Regions from separate parts of the Mus musculus genome. Here regions 2, 3 and 4 are each linked to region 1. Evidence: chromatin loops called from intact Hi-C (ENCODE). Cell type or tissue: left cerebral cortex. All regions are shown on one strand. Region 1 holds the start of Phyhipl (phytanoyl-CoA hydroxylase interacting protein-like). Region 2 overlaps D630013N20Rik (RIKEN cDNA D630013N20 gene). Region 3 has its middle 28 kb from the start of Gm33979. Region 4 has its middle 16 kb from the start of Gm40689.

Region 1 (5,000 bases):
ATATTGTCCTGATACACTTGTAATATTTGTGTGAATTAAAGTTCTAATGTATACATATTATATCTTTCAATTGTGGGTAAGCTATTTTTGTAGTTTGCAGCTCCTCTTGTGATTTATAAATCTGAGAATTCTCTGAAAGATGAACCCACTGTGCTTTGGCTGTCAATATCTAGTTCTGCTGATCTAGGTTTTTGAACATAAGAAATTCACCATTTTTCTTGACAAACAGTAATTTACTCTCTCCTTAAGGTATCTCCTACCTTGATACTGGAATGTTTTTCCCAGCTCAAAACAAAGGTCCATCTCATTAATCCCGAAGTTCATAACGAGGACATTTCACTTAATGATACCAAATTACCTTACACGGATGTTTATCAACCTTCAATTGTGCCAAATTTCCTCACGGGTTTATTTTATCTAAAGCGGGGCCTTCCATTTTATGAGACATCAATTAACTAGATTTAGTTGTTTATGGCTAAATGGATGTGACTAGAAAAGGCAGCATATAGTAATCTATATGTAAATTGTTTTTATTGGTGAATATCAATGTTTGAAATTGGAAAATGAGTAAACATGGAACATAAATTATTACCAATAACTATAAATAATACAAGGGGGAGAGGGGCTTCTTTTGATCCCGTGATACCAAGAAAAACAAAATAACATTCCGAATCAGTAAATGAGAACAGAGGCCAACAGGCTGTCATCTATATAGGCTTTATTTTTAAAACCTTTGCACCATCAGAGTGCACTGAAATATCTTAGGTGCTCCTGAAAGCAATGGGGCGTGCAAATATGGCCATCACTGGAAGACCACAGGTCCCCCTTTCATTTTCTAGGGTAACAAAGAACAGGTGATGTGTTTCAGCCTGTATTTTTCAGTCAGAACAATGCCGGGCCCAGGGAGAGCACTGAAGACTTGTTTGTTAGCTGAGTGGGTGAGGAGGCAAGCTGACAAGTGGCTGTCACCCGGAAGCTGCCTCCTCAGCAGCCAGCCGCCAGCATCCTGTGTAGCCTCACCTGTCCCGCAGCACCGACCTGAGTTCGCGCTCGCTGCCCGGTGCAGTCCTCAGGTGGCCGCTCATTGCTCACTGCGGGGCCTGGTGAGGAACGGCGGCTGGGCGCGCAGAGCGGGGACCGGGAACCCTAGGCGGCTCGGGCCTCAGTTTCCCAATGTGTGTTCAACAAGCAACAGGCGCGCGCTCGCCTCGCCGCAGCCCGGGGTGGCCGTCCGGCTCTACCTGGCATTGTGAAAAGAGCCTAGCCGCCATCGCCGGGCGAGCGCGACGCGCCGAGCAGCTTGCCACAGCCCGCGCTCCTCGCGCGCTCCATCCTCCTTCGCTTCCAGCGGGAGAAGGCGCGCGGGAGAGCCAAGCGAGGGCGCGTGCGCGCGGCAGGCGGGGTCGGGATGCGCAGGGAAGCAGTGGGGCGCGCATGCGCGTGCGCGCGACAGGCGCCCCGGGGGGTACGGTCTACGCGCCCGCAGGTAGGTTGCGGGTGCGCGCCCCAGGACAAGGGCAGCGATGGAGGCGTGTCAGAGCGTGGGCGCGCCACTGGCTGGGAGCGGAGCCCTAGAGAGGAGAGCGGAGGGCGCGTCCGCGTCCGTGCGCGTACGCGCGCGCGGCAGGTAGGGGGCGGGGTCCGCGTGCCGTAAAAAAGGGGCGGGGCCCTGTGCAGGCAGGTAGGCGCGACCCCGGACCCCTGTCCTCCGTGCGCGTGTGCGCAAGGGCGGGCGGCAGGCAGGGGGCGGGGTCTGCGAGAGGTAGGAAAGGGGCGGGGCCCGGGTGCAGGCAGGTAGGCGCGTCCACCGCCAGCCCCGCCCCCGTGAGCGTGCGCGGCCCTCCCTTCAGGCGAGAGCGCGCTCTTCCCGCGCTCGCGCCGGCCGGCGTTCAGTCTACGAGCCGCGCACTCGAAGGAGCTTCTGCCGCCGCTGCCGCCGCCGCCACCACCACCGCCGCCGCCGCCTCGGCCGCGACTCCCGACCGGAGGTTGCCCTCGTCCTCAGCCTTCTCAGGCCTTTCCCGCCCTTCGCCCCGCCGGCCGCTGGCGCCTGGCTTCGACGCGGGGTCGCGAAGATGGAGGTGCCGCGCCTGGACCATGCCCTCAGCAGCCCCAGTAGTCCGTGTGAGGAGATCAAGAACCTCAGCCTGGAGGCCATCCAGCTGTGCGACCGTGATGGTGAGGAACGGAGGCACCGGCGGGAGACAAAAGGACGCGGGCGGAGGTGTCCGGTCCCTGGGAGAGGGCGCCTCTCGGGTCCGCGGGAGAAGGCTGCTGGAGGGAGAGGGCGCCTCTCGGGTCCGCGGGAGAAGGCTGCTGGGGGAAGAGGGCGCCTCTCTGGTCTTTAGGAGAGGGCGCCGCTCAGGTCCGCGGGAGAAGGCTACCGGGGGAGAGGGATCCAATGGGTCCGCGGGAGAGGGCTCCACTGGGGAAAAGGAACCGTTCGGATCCGCGGGAGAATGCTCCGCGGTGGAGAGGGCGCCTCTCGGGTCCGCGGCCCGGTGTTGCCTATTCTGCAGCAGGCAGATCTTGGGTCTCCCGACCAGGGACTTACCCGCCACCGCGAAGGCTAGACTGGATAGGCTTGAACAAAAACTTACCCATTCTCTTGCAAACCTCTGAACCCCAGGAGTGTCTGTCTAACTGGGGTGAGCCTCCTAGTATTTTAGTCGGGGACAGAAAAGCTGCGTTTCAGCACCAAGGACAGACACTAGGCTCTTGGTTCTGGGCAGGGATTATGAGGCTGTCAAAAATCCGAACAGGATATTGGTCCTTCCTCTACGTTTGCTGAGATTCGGTGTGTGTGCAGCACACACCATTGTGTGTTGATGTGTCAGTACTCTATTGTTAAAGTTGGCAGTCTACGAAAAGGAAATGACTGATCACAGGGTCCGAGTGTTAAAGTGCTAGCTAGCTAGTACTCTGCAGTGTGGGCACGGCGCTGTGTGTTGGGCTAGTTAGAGTATCAGTGTTGGGCACAGAATGGTGTGTTGGGCTAGTTGGAGGATAAGAGTTGTTTCAGTGATTTGGAATAAAACTTCATTTGTAAAGAAGTCGTCTGATTGCTGATTGGCCAAATAATTGTTAAATTCTGCATATAAAACCGGTTGACATGGAAATACGATTATCAGTGAAAATGTTCAACTGTATATGAGTAATAGCTATAGAACATTTTAAAAGAAAAGTTATGAGAGCTATTAATTGGTGCACGGTAAGGTCATTAAATGTAGCAGGATAACTCATATAGGAAACAAAGATCTTGATTTTTTTTAAAGGCATTGAAATGGACATTTAAGTCGACTGAGCACTAAAGTCCTGCTTACTAATAATTTTTAATTGTTAGTGTGAATTTATTTTTAATAATCTCTAAATGAAAATTCAAACTCTTTGAACACAACAAACCTTAACTTATGAAAGAGGTGTAGTCTGAATAATTAAGTATTCTTGTAAAGACTGTTTATTTCCTTTGTCGGTAGATTAGCTTTGTAAATTGCAGCTATTTTTATTTTCTCAGATTGGTTTCAGAGAAAACCAAGATTCTAATAAAAGTAGATTTGATTTTTATTTGATTCAGCAATTTATCAAATACTCATTCAAATAATAAGTGGAACTAGACAACCTAATGCTGTTCCTCAGACCTTAATAATTTCAGTTTTTAAAATTGTGTTTTCTGTGTTTATCAGGGGTGTCAGGGAAATGTTTGTTTAATAAAGTTCAGAGTACTAAGGTAGGCTGTGGGAGTTAGTTCTGCTTTTACTATATTCTGCTCTGGAGTTGTAGCTCTTTTGATCCATTTTTAGTTGTTTCAGTTGGCATTATGAATCCTGCAAAATGAGCAAATTATGTAACATTTAATTGAGGGGGATGTTGGGATCAAGCAATAGCTATAACAATAATCACTTATAGTCCTCTAGACTAGTCAGGTTTCACTTTGTAAAGTAGTTTAAACCAAGGAGTTACAAAGAACCATGTTTTTAAAAAATGTGAGGAAAAAAATGGAGACATTCCACTGAAAGGCTGTCACATGCTTCTGTTTCTCCCTCCCCCTTGTGACCCAGTCCCAATATATGGCAATTTCTAATCAGTAAGTTGGCGTCATGACAGTCATTTAGAGGGAACAACACAGGTTCTTATGGAACAGCTTGTAGGATGCTGCATTCAGTCTCTATTACGACTTTCCTTAGTACGATTTCACAGTGAGCAAATAACAGATTCATGGTGTCTGCTCCCTACACCTCACTCACTTCCCTTCCCCTTAAGTCTCACTGTTATCAATACATGAGGCAAGATTATGGCAGCAGACATAGCTGATCATATATTTCTTTGTGTCTTAGGTCTACGGAGCTATAGTTTTATTTTATGAATATGGGAGTATGTGGTTTTTTTACTTTTTACTCTTCCATTTCACTCTTGGTAATTTGGTATTGACGGAGGAAAACGTAAGTTCCTTGGAAATGAAATAAAGTAGTCTAGGGCAAAGTAGTGGGTAATCGTGGATTTCTGTTCCTTTCTACTCACAGAGGTTTTTAATTGTATCATGCTCTGTGTGTCTCATGAGTCACAAGCTATGGTTCCTAGTAAAACATCACTGTCTCTCATTTCGTTGGCTCTTCTCTTTTATGCTTTGTTTGTAGCTGATTTTTCCTCTAAATTGTAGTTTATGTTACTAGCACCATCTCACAGCATTGCCCCCCCCCCGTTATTTTCAAAATATTTAGTAATCTTGGGAGGATATCTGAGTTCAAATAGTCATGCATTCACTTTTTAATAAAGTAAGGGGATTCCTGTAAGTGTACATGCATATATCCTTGTGAGTAGTCGTTCCTAGGCATGTCCACTTTGTTGCTGGTACATGGTTCCTGCCTATGTGCTAGTCACTGTAGTTCAAAATGAGGATTCTAGATAGGACTCTGTTAGGAAACTGTTGGAATATGTACTGTAGCTATGGGGGCATCTGTTAATTCCTGTTCTAATCAGGCAAGTACTTCTTTCCTAGCTCT
Region 2 (5,000 bases), 50 kb before region 1:
CTCCCTGAGGTTTATAATAAACATCTTTAACTCAGAGGAAACTAACTTTAAGTGATAATTTTACCTTTTCTCATGAACCACAAGAACCTCACAGTCCTTGATTTTCATCTCTCCTCTTGGTTTTTATACAGTCCTTACACCGGCTGCTTCCACATACGCTACAACTCTGCATCCTTCCTCTGTTCATATTACATTGTAAAATTCCCGGGAGATGTCTGAGTCTGACGGCAGGACTTTCTCACCTTTATGTCTAAGCAAATTTTCAGGTGTTCTTCATGTGTGCCTGAAGGACTCCTGGGACTCCTTCTACAAATGCAAGGTGACCTGTATTAAACCCTTCCCACCTTTCAGTGCTGGACCAAAGCTTCATGTTACATTGTGTTGAAAGATGCCTTCATTGGGTACAGAATTCTAGATGGGCAGGCTTTGCTGCCAGCCGGTCCTTTAAAAGGTTGCTTTGTTTTGTTTCCAATGGTGTTGCTTTGGACAAGATATTGGATATCATCTCTGTCCTTAAACTTATGAAAATTTCTCTCATTGTGACTGATATTTATTGTTTATGCCATGTGTTGGTACTGTATTCTTTACATTCTTCCTTCTGGGGGCCTCCAGGGTTTCTTAGCTGTTGTTTGTTTGCTGTTTCCAGACAGGGTCTTGTTATGAATGAAGCCCAAGTTAGTCCTACCATCGAGACCCTCCCTTCTCAGCTCCCATCCCACTAGACTACAGCCATATGTAATGGGTGTGGTTTACAGGGATCAATGTTTTGCCTTTGTTGCTGGGAGTAGAACCCAGAGCTTCTGGCACCATGGAACAGGTAGGTGGTCCAACCCCAGGTTCTTGACTTTCTTGACAGGTTAAAGTTTTCTTGAATCGGAGAGCCTTTGTCTGTTATTCCCCAACTATACATTTCTGTAGCCTCCACTTTCCTTCACGAACTCAAGCACAGACTTGGTCGTTCTGAGTTGCTGTACTGGTTCCCCTGTTCTTCTTATAGTCTGGCCTCTTAGCCTGTCTCATTTTAGACATCTGTTGTCATGTCTTCAAGTTCACTGTCCTTCAGAAACACTTAATGTGCCATCAACTCTGCTACATAAAATATATATTTAAATAAATATAAATATATTATATAGTATATATTTATAAATATGTTTATAACATTTATATATTATATATATTTATAAATATATATTATACATTTATAGTATATGATATATAAGGCACATATATAACATACATGTAAGTATGTATATGTGTGTGTGTATGTATGTTTCATGTCTATGATAGATCCTCTAATTTTTGCTTCTGATGTCTGATTGGGTCTTTTTGTTTGTTGCATCTCTATTCACATGTTCAACATTTCTTCTAGCTTTGAAAATAGGCAATAGAATTGCAATGTTCTCATGCTCTGTCAGTTGGTTCTCACACATCTTTTAACTGCAGATTAATTTGGTTTGATAGGATTTTCTCCTCTTCATGGTGTTACTGGATGCTGAATGCTTCAGGACGGATCTCAGACATTGTATATTTTGTCTGACCAGGTGCTATAACATGAATGTTTGTAGTTTATTCTAATACAATACAATCGGCTTCCCTGCTGACCCCCCAGATCACTCTTTGAACCTCTCCTTTCTAGCACTCTGCCCAGCTCCACAACACAAGGATTTCTCTGGCTCTGCTCTTAAGGTTTCTCTTCACTGTGGGTTGGCCTGGAAACTCTCGAGGCACTGACCAAGCTTGTTTAGTTACTACATCTAGGCTCTTTGTTCCCGTATCTAAATAAACAAATGCCTTTACTTTGAGAGGTTAGCTGTTCAGGCAAGAGGTTAAATTCAATTCCTGTTAATTTCTCCTTGTTGGAACCCTAAGTCTGTAAAAAATGTTTTAAAGAGTAATCTAACTATACTTAGAAAAGAGGGTAAAAAGACAGAAATCACTGAGGTAAAAGTTTCAAAGCATTTGGATGGCAGGAATAGTCCTAATGAGTATGAGTGGATGAATTTTTGAATATACAAATAAAAAAACATTATAATAGCACAGGTTTTTATATCCAACTTGCAGAAAAGCCAGAAAACAGCTTTAAGAAATATATTATTTATAAGTGTGCCTTATAAATTTCTTCACAGCATCAGTCCTTTTACACAATTTCCATGTAAACTATAAAAGCAAAAGCATCATTCCGGTCCTAGAAGTTGGTTTCGTTTTAAAACACGTGACCATCCCCTTTGCCCTAATTTAGCTGGGCTGATCTGTTTACTGGCTTCCAGTAACTTCCATCTGAGAGGAACTGTGGGTGGCAACCAGGCTCTGAATGCCTTTCTGTGAGAAGAGGCATGTCTTTTGTGGCTCGTTCAAGTGATCGTTTCTGCTGTGAATTTTAAATAGAACAATCATTTTGATTGCTCTGCTAAAGTCTGACTCACTGAGCCTGCAAAAGCATTTCTCTCTTCATAGAATCCTAAACAAATCTCAGGATTCCACCAGATGTTTTCAGGAGGAATTTTTTTTTTTTAATGCCAGGGGTTTCACACAGTGGTACCAGGTCACCGTGACTCCTTTACCGCTAGCCATGATCTACGGGCATGGAAAAGACTTAACAGGATGCCAGAACATAAGGCCACATTCAAATCAACTCTTGAATTTTAGTTGGATTTCGTTTTCTATTATTTTCCCTTCCCCTTTGCGAAATGCTTTTCTGATTTTTCTCTGTTTTACAAAGAATCTGTGATATTTAAGTTTCTTATGGTGCCTCAAATTGTTGTTCGCTACATGTGAACAGCAATCTGTTTACTGTAGATGGCTGACCTACTTTGAGGGCAAAGGTTTCATCTACAGCAAGAAGAGACTCCATCATAGCCTGGTGGGATGCTAAGACTAGAATGACCCTAGAGATTGCCTAGTCCAGAGGAGACAAGCGTCAGGCATAAGGGGCCTCATTCCTGTCCCTTGTGCAACTTATCAGGAAACATTCTCCTACCACAAAACGATGGAGCTATCTCAGATCAGGACCCGAGGCAGTCAGTGATAGTCAAGGTAGGACTATAAAATTCTAGCAGGTCTCAGTCCTAAATAGGATGTCTTCATTGACTCTGCCTCCTCAAGGATCAAGGATCTATATGGAAGAGGAGGCAGAAAGATCGTAAGAGCCAGAGGAGATGACTCTACGGAAACAGTATGTTCCAGACATAACAAGGCTGGTGCATATACGATCTCACAGAGTCTTGGGGTGGCACATGCAAGACCTGTACAAGTTCAAGGCAGAGAGGCTCACAGCACTGAAAAGGAAAAGTAGACACGGGGTACTACCCCTAACTAAGACGATAACTACAGTTGATACCCTCTGGTAACGGGAAAGATCAGTTTCCTCCAATGGTGTATCACCAGGTATATCAACCACCCTCCAGGGCAGGCCCCATACCCAGGAGTAAATGGTTTAACAAAAAACAAACTCAATGGTATTTTTGTGGAGTTTTTAAATTTGTTTTACCGTTTTAGTTGTTGTTTGGTTGTTTTTTGTTGTTTTTTGGTTTTGTCTTATTGGTCCTTTGATTGTTTATTTTTATTTTCATTTTTATGAGGTTTTATTGTTTGTGTGTGTGTGTGTGTGTATGTGTGTGTGTGTGTGTGTGTGTGTGTGAGAGAGAGAGAGAGAGAGAGAGAGAGAGAGAAAGAGAAAGAGAAAGAGAAAGAGAAAGAGAAAGAGAAAGAGAGAGAGAGAGAGTGGTTTTTCTGGAGAGAGAACTTGGAGATGAGTGGGTAGGGAGGAAGATGGGGGAATTTTTTATTCAACACATATTATATGAAAAAAATTTTTAAAAAAAATCCTAGCCAGGCATGGTAGCACATCCTTGTAATCTCAGCTATAAAGGAGTCTGAGGCAGGAGGATTGCAACTTAGACTTCATCTTTTTTTTTTTTTTAAGAAATTTTTTTGGGAAAGGCCAGGCAAACTGCTTGGTGGTACAATGCTTGCCTGGCATGCACCAGGCCTGGGTTTATCTCTATAATTGAGGATTAAAAAAAATCATAGTAGCCATTAAGAATGAAGTCACTCTCTTAATTTTATAGATCTGGGAACTGAGGCTTCCAGTTGGCCGTAGCACTAGTAATGGGACCAGATGTCTGTCTGAGCACAGTCCTTCTGGAATGTTCCTGCAGTCCTGGGGCAAATATATTTGTGTCAGACAGGATCATAGAGCTGTCAGGAAAAGAAGGCAGTGTCTTTTACTCTGTCCTTGTAGCCAGAGAGAGTTTAAGTATGAAAAGGCTTTTTTTTTTTTTTTAAAAAAAAAACAAAAAAAGAAATGCATATTTTCTTTCCTTTAAATTATTTTTCACGCAAGTCCACAGCACATGTCAAGCCTTGCCTCCCATTTTGAGCCTCATCCCATCAGACCTCTTCCTTACCTAAATATTGCCTTCATTTCATGCCCTACATGTGTAGATGGTACAATCTGGTAAATCTGGAATCCCTAAATGAGAGAGAACATGAGACTTATCTTCTGAGAGTTGCTTGGTTTACTCATTAGGGTTATCAATGCTATTCACGAGAACAATACTTTTCTTAAAAAGAAAACAACAACAAAAAAATAAAAAACTTGCCTTTTATTTTTATTATTATTATCTTTAATCTTTTGTTTTTATAGTATAGTTGTTATCCCTCTCCTGGTCCACCCTCCGACAGTTCCTGAGCCCACCCACACCCCAGTCTCCAAGAGGATGTCTCCACCCACACTACCAGGCCTCCATGGGGTCTCAAGTCTCTTGAGGGATTATAAACCCAATTCCCCTTTGGTAAAGTTACCAAGTGGCATACAGTGCCTATGATGGTTTGTATATGCTTGGCCCAAGGAGTGGCACTATTTGGAGGTGTGGCCTCATTGGAGTAAGTGTGGCCATGTTGGAATAGGTGTGTCACTGTGGGCATGGGCTTTAAGACCCTCATCCTAGCTGCCTGGAAGTCAGTCTTCCACTAGCAGCCTTCAGATGAAGATGTAGAAC
Region 3 (5,000 bases), 110 kb before region 1:
TTAAATGTTGTCCTTTATCAGAGTTGCCTTGGTCATGGTGTCTATTCACAGCAGTAAAATCCTAAGACACTCAATTCGATGTAGTTCTTAGTCTCACTTAGAATTGGTGTGGAAGAAATAATTTCTTTTCATAACCAGCAGCCTCTCCTCCTCCAGACCTTGAGATACACTGGGGTCAGCTGTCTTCAATTTCACACCCAGGGTGCAATGCAGTCCCTCCCTGCCCCTTCATAGATGTATGTAGAATGACGGGTAACTCTTAGGAGTGGAAGGCAAGGAGGAGGAAAAGCCATTTAAATCCATGTTTGCATGCATTTTAGAAAAGACTTTACCAGCTCGGCTAATTCGAAAGACTGTGTCATCAAAGCAGGGTGTGTTGGAAACATCGTTGTAAATCTGAGGGCAGCAGTTGGAAGCAAGCCTCAACATTGTATTTAAATTAATTAAGTTGCACCTAACAGCTGGTATACCAGGAGGGCGCTTAGAACAGCTGAATGATATCACCAAGGATAAGAAAATCCCAGGATTTCGGGCAGAAAAACGTGCGTTTTGCATTTTCCAGGTAGGACTGATTTGAAACATTCTGTCTCGTCATCTTCTTAAGCCTATTAGCCTTGTTAGATTCTTTTCCAACGACATCTGATGTGGAGAGACAGCGTAACAGTAGGTGAAATTAATCTGTCTAGTTGCTAACCGAGGAAAGAGACAGGAGAGGGAAAACTCAGAGTGAACTGAATGGAGCCCCAGGACTTCGACTGACCTGAACCCGTGAGCTTAGAATAATCCCAAGGAGAGACAAAGCGAAGCCAACACAGAAGTTATTAAATACCCAGAATCACCACATGACGATGAGACACTGGAACATCACAGTTTACGACAGTACGTAATGTCATAAACAGACGCACACACGCACGCACGCGCACGCACACGTACATGTACGCATGCATGCACAGAGCTTTCCCTTCTTTTCACACATATGGAGACCCGAGACATCAAGTCATGTGACTAATTTTCAAATGTTGATAAAAGCTTGTAATTTTAAGAACAACAAAATAAAACAAAAAACAGCTAACCTTTTGGCTTCTGATGATAGGCCAGTGGCTCTCAGCCTTCCTAATGCTTCAACCCTTGAATACAGCCCCACATGTTGTGATGTCCGTGAATGAAATTTGTTTTCATTGTTCCTTCATAAGTGTAATTTCGCTACTGTTATAAGCTGTCATGTAAATATCTGAAGTGCAGGAGATCTGATCTGCGACCTCCCAAGGGGGGTCTCACCCCCTGGTTGAGAATGAGAGCCACAATGCCATGCTAGATGGTCTTATGAGCTGCTGTGCTGATTCACTGTTCTTCTCCTGCCTTCCTTCCTCTTTAGATTCCGGCCCAAAATAGCTCTGAAGTGAAAACCGTGTGAAGGCTTTTTAAGAAAAGCTTCCAAAATCAGTTCAGATTTAGAAGTCTTGGCTTGTGAAGGAGTTTCTCAGGAAAAGGTGCTGGTCTAACTTAACCAGAGTTGTCTGGGAAATGCTGATTCTCGGCCCTGCCTGGGGACTGCAGAATCAGAGTCCCAGGATGGGAATAATACTTTAAATGCTTCTCGGACGTTTGCCGTGCACACACCAATGCTGGAGATGCGAACTCAGTTTGTGACTTAGGATATACATCAAGGACTGCCAATATCCACCGTATTATACACTGACAATAATATCTTGATTGTACAGGATGTTCAGATATTTGGGGATTCTTTAAAAAAAAAAAGATTTATTTATTTATTTATTTATTTATTTATATATGAGTACACTATAGCTGTCTGCAGAAACACCAGAAGAGGGCATTGGATCCCATTACAGATGGTTATGAGCCACCATGTGGTTGCTGGGAATTGAACTCAGGACCTCTGGAAGAGCAGACAGTGCCCTTAACCACTGAGCTATCTCTCCAGCCCAACTAGGGATTCTTATTGCTTTCATCTTGTGTTTTACCTTGGAAAAATCCATCTTTCTCTCGATTAGGAGAGCTCCTATCTTTGATACCTAATAAGGAAAACTGACTTTGCTAAACAGGAGAGTCAACTTACTGTGAGTGGTGGGGCCATTGCTCAGTGGGTAGAGCACACAAGTATGAAGACTGGAGTTCAAATCCCCAGCTCCCACTTAAATGTGGACTAGGCATGTTTGGCTGCCCATCTGTAATTCCAGCATTTGGAAGGCTGATGCAGGGATCCATGGAACAAGTTAGCTAGCTAGTTTTACCATATGAACAAGCTCTGGATTCAATAGAGGCCACTGTTTCCATTTGTCAGGTAGATAGGAAGTAAAGACCCCCACAGGAACCTCTGGCCTCCATGTCTGCTTGCTCACTTGTGCACCTGCACACAGGTGAACTTGCATAAATAAAACAAATACACATGCATAAAAACCAAAAACCAAGCCAAAACCTCACTATGGTTTTATTTGCATACAGGATCCATTAACTTCTTGTGAAAGGTTCCCCTAAGGGAAGTCAGGCTGGGAGGACCACTCAGTTGATAAACGGGGCACTTGCCCTGTGATTACAGGGCTTAGTTTGACAATCTCATAAGGAATTGTTTAAGCCCGGTAAGCCCCTCTAACTCCAGGGCTAGGAGGTGGATCCACAGGACTCACTGGCCAGGCAGCCCAGCCACGTACCAGTGGGAGATGCTGTCTCAACGATACCATAATTAGATGGTACCTAAGAAATGAGTTCCAAAGTCTTCCTCTGCCCTTCCCACTCCCCACACATGTGTACGCTCTCATACTGCCGTATCCCTCCTCCCAATGCCAAGCACACAGAGAGTAGTTGGGAAACCCATGCTTCTACGAAGGCTATGTGGCCGTGGGTTAAGGCCAGAAGAGACAACAACTGCAGACCTAGAAATAGCAAAACGGAGAACCCTGCCCAACAAAAACTGAAAAACACTCAAGACTTCCAGAAAACTGAGCTTAAAAGAATCTGGTTACAGAGTTTCCCCCAAAATAAAGAGGACAATGTCTTTCTCTCATTTATGATTTCCCTATGATTGAGAAATGGGAAGGGAACCGCATTTGTGTACACTGAGAAGGTCAGAGAAAGCCCCCCCCCCCCACCAGTCACTAGAGCTGAAGAGGAGGAGCATTGTGGCCCAAAGCCTTTGTGAAGCCAAAAGACAGCATGCTTCCTGGAATGGAAGGCCCAAACACCGTCACTTGGAAATCATTTCAGTTTTGGAGTGCATACCATTTTAGGAACAGTCGTAATGATGCTGAAGACAATTTCCTGCAGGACTGAGAAAGAGCACCCATCCTAGGGGCACAGGACTCTAAAGTTTAAGTCAACTCTGTGTCCTGTGGCTTGGAGCAAGCGTTAGGATCCTTTGCAACTGCTACCTAAGGGTCCAAGGTACTTAAATAAACCCTAATTGGGAAAGAGATTTACAAACATAGGCCGGCTGACAATTGTAACTAAGTTTGCTCAAGGGGGTCTTGGTGTTAGTGAATAGATGTTCTGGGTTCTATACCTAAAGGCCCAAATTACTCTCTAATATGAAGTGTTATTGGGCAGCCAAGACAGGAGGGTATCTATACAATTATTTAAATTTCTTTGGGTGATTCTCAGAGACCCCAGAGGCTGAGAATCATGCTTAAGTATAGAGTGGGCAGAGTGTTGGCAAGGAGCTAGACTTAGTGTCTGCCCTGGTCCCACCCTCTTGAGTTTTCTAGATAGATACGCTTGCCAACTGATTTCTGTCTAGATTTGCTTAAAAGAATGCACTGGCATGAGACTAGAAGACAAGAAGAAACAGACAGCCCAAATTTTCAGTTTTTTCCTCTGCTGATTGATATGCTGGCGTGTATTTAACCGTTCCCTGCTATAGGGGCGACTCTCCAGTGAAACACCTCTTTGTTATTTGAATGACTTCTTGTATATCCAAAGGGTGAGTCAGATGACATATCCAGGACCCGAAGAGCCATTCTGACAGCATCACATATGAAATAAGAAAGAAAAAAAAGCTAAGACAAACAGTTTTACTTCTAGGTATATTCTTAAGAGAAATTAAAAAGAAAATATGTAGCCAACGAATTACTTGCATACCAGTGTTTTATGTTGTTCATAGTAGTCCCAAATAGGAAGATGACTGAAGAACTACCAATAGGTAAATAGATGGACGCAGTGTATATTATATAGTAGAAAACTACTGAGCAATATAAAGGGGAAAACAACTGTTACCTCCTGTAGTATTGACAAACTTCAAAAATATTATACTAGGTGAAAGATCTCAGTTGCAAGATGGCAGATTTTAAGATTCCACTAATTTGAAACAAACAAAAAAATGGCAAGTCTGTAGACACACAAAACAGGTTTGTGGTTGTTCAGGGATGGAGTGGAGGTGGGAATTAAATCTATAGACTACTATGAAGAATGAGATGAAGGCTCTTTTAAGGGTGGCAGAAATGCTTCTAAAATTTACCTGCAGGTGCTTGCCTAGTATACAAGAGGCCCTCAGCCCTCAACCCTACCTCAGGACTGGAAAAAAAGAAAAGAAAAAGACTAAGCAAGGGGAAGACCAAAATTCATTCATTCGTGAGTATCCAGTGTGAGAAATGGACTAAAACAAACAAAGGTTGAGCTTCAACTCACTGTTAGAGAATTCCATATGTAAAACTCTCCATGGAATTGTGTTTTAAAAGAACACATAGTGCTCTTCACAATCTGGGGTTTGCTGAAGCGGTCAGTTTGCTGCCTGGACTTCTGGCGGTTCTATTCAACATTGCCATCTTCCCATTCCTCCATCTTGGCTGTTCATGTCTCGGCAGTGCCTGGTCTTATTCAGGTATGTATGAGTGCATACTGACTTGTTTTGCTTTCCCATTTTGCATGTGCTCACGTGTTTGTGGTGTGTGCATGTTTGTGTGTACATGTTTGCATATTTGGGTGCATTGCTGACTCACTCAGAATTTACATAGGTTTCTGGGGACCTGTACTCCGACTCTCATGGGGCG
Region 4 (5,000 bases), 220 kb before region 1:
ACAGCTTCTCTTTGTCTTTCTTACAAGGCTGCCTCTCCTCTTATTTCCTCTCCACCTCCAGTTCTCTTTCCTTTCACAGCATCTAACACCCCATGCTTTCTCTTGGGTGGGAATCCTTAGTTCCTTGGATCTCCAAGTCCTCCCCTAAGATGGTTAACTCCCCCCTGGCATGGGGTGCACTCAAGGATCTATAAAGGTGTAGTATTTACATTGTCCCCAGCATGGCAATTCCACCACCACATACATTTCACCTGTAGGACTTGGAATGGAGGACACGAGTCAATAACTTCTTGGAGTTTGGCATCTTAAGTAAACTCTATGTGTTTAGTTTGATCTGTTTTATGCTGATGGATGGATAGTAAGATAACACTGTGAGCCAGGGAATGATAAAAATGGACCTGGGGTCAATATATCTTGCAGTATGCTGGCAGACGTGGAAATATGAGAAGGCTTGTGGGGGGTACCAGGTACCAGATCCTCCCAACCGACTTGATGTAGACAGGAGGGCAGGGGTAGAAAGGTTGAATGCTTTATGTCCCTCTTGCGACAGAATGGGCTCTTGCATTTAGCTCTGTCTCCAGTCTATCCAAGGCATCCAAGTTCATTTATAGTTCTGAATTTCCAAGAACTCTTGAGTTCTTCCCTAGTAGGAAAAGAGGAATAGTAATGATGGCCAAATCTTTTTTTTTTAAAAGATTTATTTTTATGTGCATTGGTGTTTTTGCCTGCATTCATCCATGGGACAGGAGTTATAGACATTTGTGAGCTGCTATTTGGTTGCTGGAAATTGAACCCGGGTCCTCTGGAAGAGTAGCCAGTGCTCCTAGTCACTGAGCCATTTTCCCAGCCCCTGTGATAGCCAGATCTTAAAAATTTCCCTCTGGTCATGAATGATTCATCCAGATCTCTGAGCTCTCATTTAAAGCAGACACTGAAATTCAGAGTAAAAGGTCCCTGTCTCTCTGTCTTTGTCTCTGTCTCAGTCTCTCTAGTAATCAGTCTTCTAGAGTTCTGATATCTAGAAACAGCATTGTTCATGACCACAGGCATTGGGCTAAGATAAAGAGCCCACAGGGATTCAGGCTCAACAGTGACCTCTCTGGGGATGGAGGGTGGGGATGCAGAGCACACATGAATATTCAAATCTCTTGAATCTGATCTCACCCACCCACCCAACACACACAGAGAAGAACTTTCCCTTGTTATAACCTTTTAGGACCCTATAGCATTTATCTGCACCAGGTCTCTCAGGACAACAATTGCCTCAGCGATAAGCCTTGCTTCTTTCCCAAGTCCCAGATCCAAATGACTGTCTTGTTTGTCCTTATTAGTTCTTCAATAGGTTCAGAGCCCTTGGTTCAGAGAATTGTTTCTGGAAGGTTCCATGGGCAGCTCCATCTCCCTTTCTTTATTTTTGAAGCATTTTTGCTTTTGAGAGTCACAGGCCAAGATTCTTGTCAGCTGGTATTGAGATGTTTGGTTTGATTTGACTCTGCAGTGTTCTCAGGAACGTTAAATGGCATTTTCCAGGCAACCCACATAATAAAAGGATGACTATGGCTAAGGCCAGTCTCAAGAGGTAGCTTAAAAAATTAAAACATGTGCCTGTTGCAAAACTTGACGTTCCCAGAGTCAATTCTGCCAGGCTTGCTTCTGAGATCTTCCTGGAATGCTTTCCCTAGGCCTGGCTATTCCGGTGAGTGTTCTGGCTCCTGCCTCTTTCAAATTCAGTTTGTCAGTTTTTCCATGTGCGAGCATAGCATTTTGGAATAGGAGCGGCTGTTATGTTTTGAGCTGATGCTTTGAGCGCTCATGGCACATGGCACACAGCACACACAACTTTGCCGAAATTTTTGGTGCGAATTCCAAGTCTCGTCTCCTCTTGGGATCTTTTTACAGCTGTTTTCTGATCCAGGAAATCCTTGGACAAAATAACAGATTTGCTTTCTGAGATACAAGGAGCTTTATGGAGGAGTAAGAGATTCCTGGCATGTAACTGGGAACAAGGCTCAGTCTCACCGTTCCCCTAGGAACTATTGACATCAACACAATTCTCCAGATGTGCATCTGTTGGCGTCCAGAGTTACTGAGACCCAAAACAGAGCCCGCTACACCAGTTAATAACACAAACTTTTACAATCATTTGCACTCCACGGGAAATGGCTGGAAAATGAAACGGTTGGGCCTGTTGGAATCTAAGCCCCTCCTGGCTTCAACAACTTAGAAAATTCCAGAGAAAATGGACATACAGATAAAAGGAGATGAAGATTTTGCAGCTCTATCTATACAGCCAGTAGATGGCAGACACGCATTAGAGTCTGAAACGGATACTACGTGGTGACACTGTAGTCCCCAGTGGTTAATGAGCGTTTCAAGGTAGCTATAGAAAAACAATTAAAAAAAAATGTTACCTTTAAACAATGGGTCCTTGAACTTCAAAGCTAAGATTGTTTGTTTCTGTTAACCTGGGTGGGGATTCCACCCAGAAGCAATCCATTACCTCTAAAAATGCTTTGAGAGAAAAAGTATCCACTGAGGCAGACCTTGCGTTTCTTTGCTCACTCAGCCATCCATTGATGGATTCAACAGCTATTTGTTGATCTCTCTCTCTCTCTCTCTCTCTCTCTCTCTCTCTCTCTCATATTCATTTATTTACTTATTTATTTAATGTATATGAGTGTTCTATTTGCATGTATACCTGCATGCCATAAGAGAGCATCAGACCCCATTACAGATGTTTGTGAGCCACCATGTGGTTGCTGGAAATTGAACTCAGGACCTCTGGAAGAGCAGCCAGTGCTCTTAACTGCTGAGCCAATCCCATCTCTCATTTTTACTATTGGATCAGTTGTACTCATTTTCTCTCCCAGTTAATTTCAGATTTGCTAAGAAAGTCCTCATTCATCTTCATGCATTCAGTTAACTTAACCTGCCACCCTGGCAGCCAGCAGCCAGGCTACATGGGAATTTTAGGAGCTTTTTTGCCACACGAGAGCTACTCCTTCAGACCTTCTTCTTGTACTTCAGGATGACTTCCCAGAGTCCTGGCACTGTCTTCAGATACATATTTTTTTCATCTCAGTAGCCTGAGGATTGAGCCCAGTACCTAGAATACGATGGAGAAAGAAAGAAAGAAAGAAAGAAAGAAAGAAAGAAAGAAAGAAAGAAAGAAAGAAAGGAAGGAAGAAAGAAAGGGGAGGGGAGGGAGGAAGAGAGAGAGAGAGAGAGAGAGAGAGAGAGAGAGTCAGTCTAGGCCCAGGCCAGTTTCGACTAGGAAAGCTATGAGTCTTAGTGGACCTAAAAGGAGATACCTTCTCTTATGTACCAAGAAAACCACAACCAACTCCTGCAAGGAAAGAAATTAATAAGACAAAAACAAAATAAATTATCTTAAAGCTTTTGTGTGTTTTAGACATGAAAACCTAAGTACCCTGTGAAAATTATTTCTTTGCTTAGCTTCCATGAAGAAGAAGAACTCTAGAAATGATGGGACAGAGGACTAGACGTAGTGGTGGAGACAAAGGGCGAGCCTACCAAGTCCTGCGCATACAGTATCCCCTCGTTCTTGCCTGAGGAAGAAGAAAGGAAGGAGCAGTTGAGGCTTTGTGGCTTATTCTCTGGAAGGAGCAGTCTAGTTCTATCATTTGGGGAAGAAGGATTCTGATTCCTATGTCTGCTCTAGTCACCATGGCCTGCCAACTCAGCACAGCCTGAAAAGGAAAAAATAAGGGTCTTGATTGAGTCATTGTCTTTATAAGGTGGATCTGTGGGCATTTCTGTGAAGAGTTGTCTTGTTTGTCGCCATGGATGAAGGAGGTTCCAGTTGAGTATGGATGGTGGTGACGTCATTACCCAGGGAAATGGTCTGAATGTAAGGTACAGAGGGAGCCAGCTAGCAATGAGCATCCTCTACAGTTCCTGCAGCATTCCCTCAGCTGTGCATATATTCTCTGGCCAGAAGTAACTGTAGGTGTTATTTTTCTCAACTTACTTTAATAAAGGTTCAACCTCCCCTCTAGCCCACCAGAGGTAGTGGGGGAAAAAAAGGTTATTAGGATATGGGGGAAGTGGATCTCTTTAGAAATAGTACTTTGGTGCGATTCCAGTCTTTGCTGTTCTCAGTCCAGCCCACTAGCAAACACCACACCTGAACCAGCAGCTGCACTCCGGTGCACTCTGCAGATACCACACACAAATCAGCAACCGCAGGTCCATCCAGAAGAAACTGTGAGGCCCACCAACTGGCCCAAGTCAGCAGAAGTGGCAAGAAGCTGCAAGAACCTCCCGAGAAGTTCTTTGGTGAATTTCTCTCTGGTGTTAGCACAAGCTAAGCTCAGCAACACAATGTAAGGTAAACCAATACATGCATGTCGTCAGCAAAGAATAACAAGAAGAAGCAAAGTGAACCAATGCTCCAGGTCCCACTGTCTGTGGGCTCATATTTATATTCCTTCTAAACATCACATATCCTTTCACGTGTCTGCTTTAGCAAAACATCATTTGACATGACTAACTTTCCGAAGAAACCAGAAGTTTCCATTTTGGGTAATGGTGCACAGAATCCCAGGCAGTCGCCCCTTCTAGTTTCTGCCTAGAGTTCCTGTCCCAACTTCCCTCAGTGACAGACTATGACCTGGAAGCATAAAGTGAAATCAACTTTTCCTTCTCAAGTTGGTTTTGGTCCGCATTTTATCACAGCAGTGTGGGACTGTGAAAGGCAGCCTGTTTTGGTTGAGTGAGGCTTGCTCCAGAAACTCTACAAGGGAAGGAACAGTGAACCACGTTCCCAGAGATAGGTTCCTGACACCACAGGGCCCCCAAGTCCATAATTCTGTGACTGTCAGTCACTCAGACAAAGCCCAAAGCTCCTGGCAATAGCCTGGTATGCTCTTCCCCACAGCTACCTGTCACTATAGCCCAGCTCACTATAAAAGGAGCTGCTTAGCCCCTCTTCACTCTCTTAAGCTCTCACCTTTCTTACTCTCATCTCTAGCCCTCCT

The links. Hi-C counts contacts between places; a loop is a spot of excess contacts. Peaks named below come from ENCODE experiments on the same cell type or tissue, not always from the same donor. Only the 100,000 strongest peaks of a DNase experiment are listed, where the experiment ranks them.
Region 2: a loop joins it to region 1, with 3 times the contacts of the local background. A loop is called at or near these places in 3 of 42 quality-filtered maps.
Region 3: a loop joins it to region 1, with 8 times the contacts of the local background. A loop is called at or near these places in 6 of 42 quality-filtered maps.
Region 4: it touches region 1 in a loop (4-fold over the local background); 16 of 42 quality-filtered maps call a loop at or near these places.

Annotation. Positions count from the first base shown.
Region 1 is chr10:70,596,183-70,601,182 of GRCm38, reverse strand. It overlaps Phyhipl (phytanoyl-CoA hydroxylase interacting protein-like), which reads left to right and starts at 1,892. Exons shown (of 5, transcript NM_178621.4): 1 at 1,892-2,178. The coding sequence starts at 2,076. D630013N20Rik (RIKEN cDNA D630013N20 gene) reads left to right here. Exons shown (of 4, transcript NR_045292.1): 4 at 1-134. In left cerebral cortex, a CTCF peak has its summit at 2,360; DNase peaks (open chromatin) are centred at 2,305, 2,667, 2,895, 4,049 and 5 more places; H3K4me3 peaks cover 4,363 bases; H3K27ac peaks cover 3,507 bases.
Region 2 is chr10:70,646,318-70,651,317 of GRCm38, reverse strand. All of the region lies in intron 1 of D630013N20Rik (RIKEN cDNA D630013N20 gene), which reads left to right. Among named protein-coding and RNA genes, the nearest start is that of D630013N20Rik, 7.1 kb to the left of the region's middle. In left cerebral cortex, no CTCF peak of the experiment used is centred here; DNase peaks (open chromatin) are centred at 1,714 and 2,319; H3K27ac peaks cover 1,905 bases.
Region 3 is chr10:70,709,924-70,714,923 of GRCm38, reverse strand. No RefSeq gene overlaps it. Among named protein-coding and RNA genes, the nearest start is that of Gm33979, 28 kb to the left of the region's middle. In left cerebral cortex, no CTCF peak of the experiment used is centred here; DNase peaks (open chromatin) are centred at 495, 844, 1,422 and 2,611; H3K27ac peaks cover 1,499 bases.
Region 4 is chr10:70,811,828-70,816,827 of GRCm38, reverse strand. No RefSeq gene overlaps it. Among named protein-coding and RNA genes, the nearest start is that of Gm40689, 16 kb to the left of the region's middle. In left cerebral cortex, a CTCF peak has its summit at 2,297 (motif pointing right); DNase peaks (open chromatin) are centred at 1,137 and 2,311.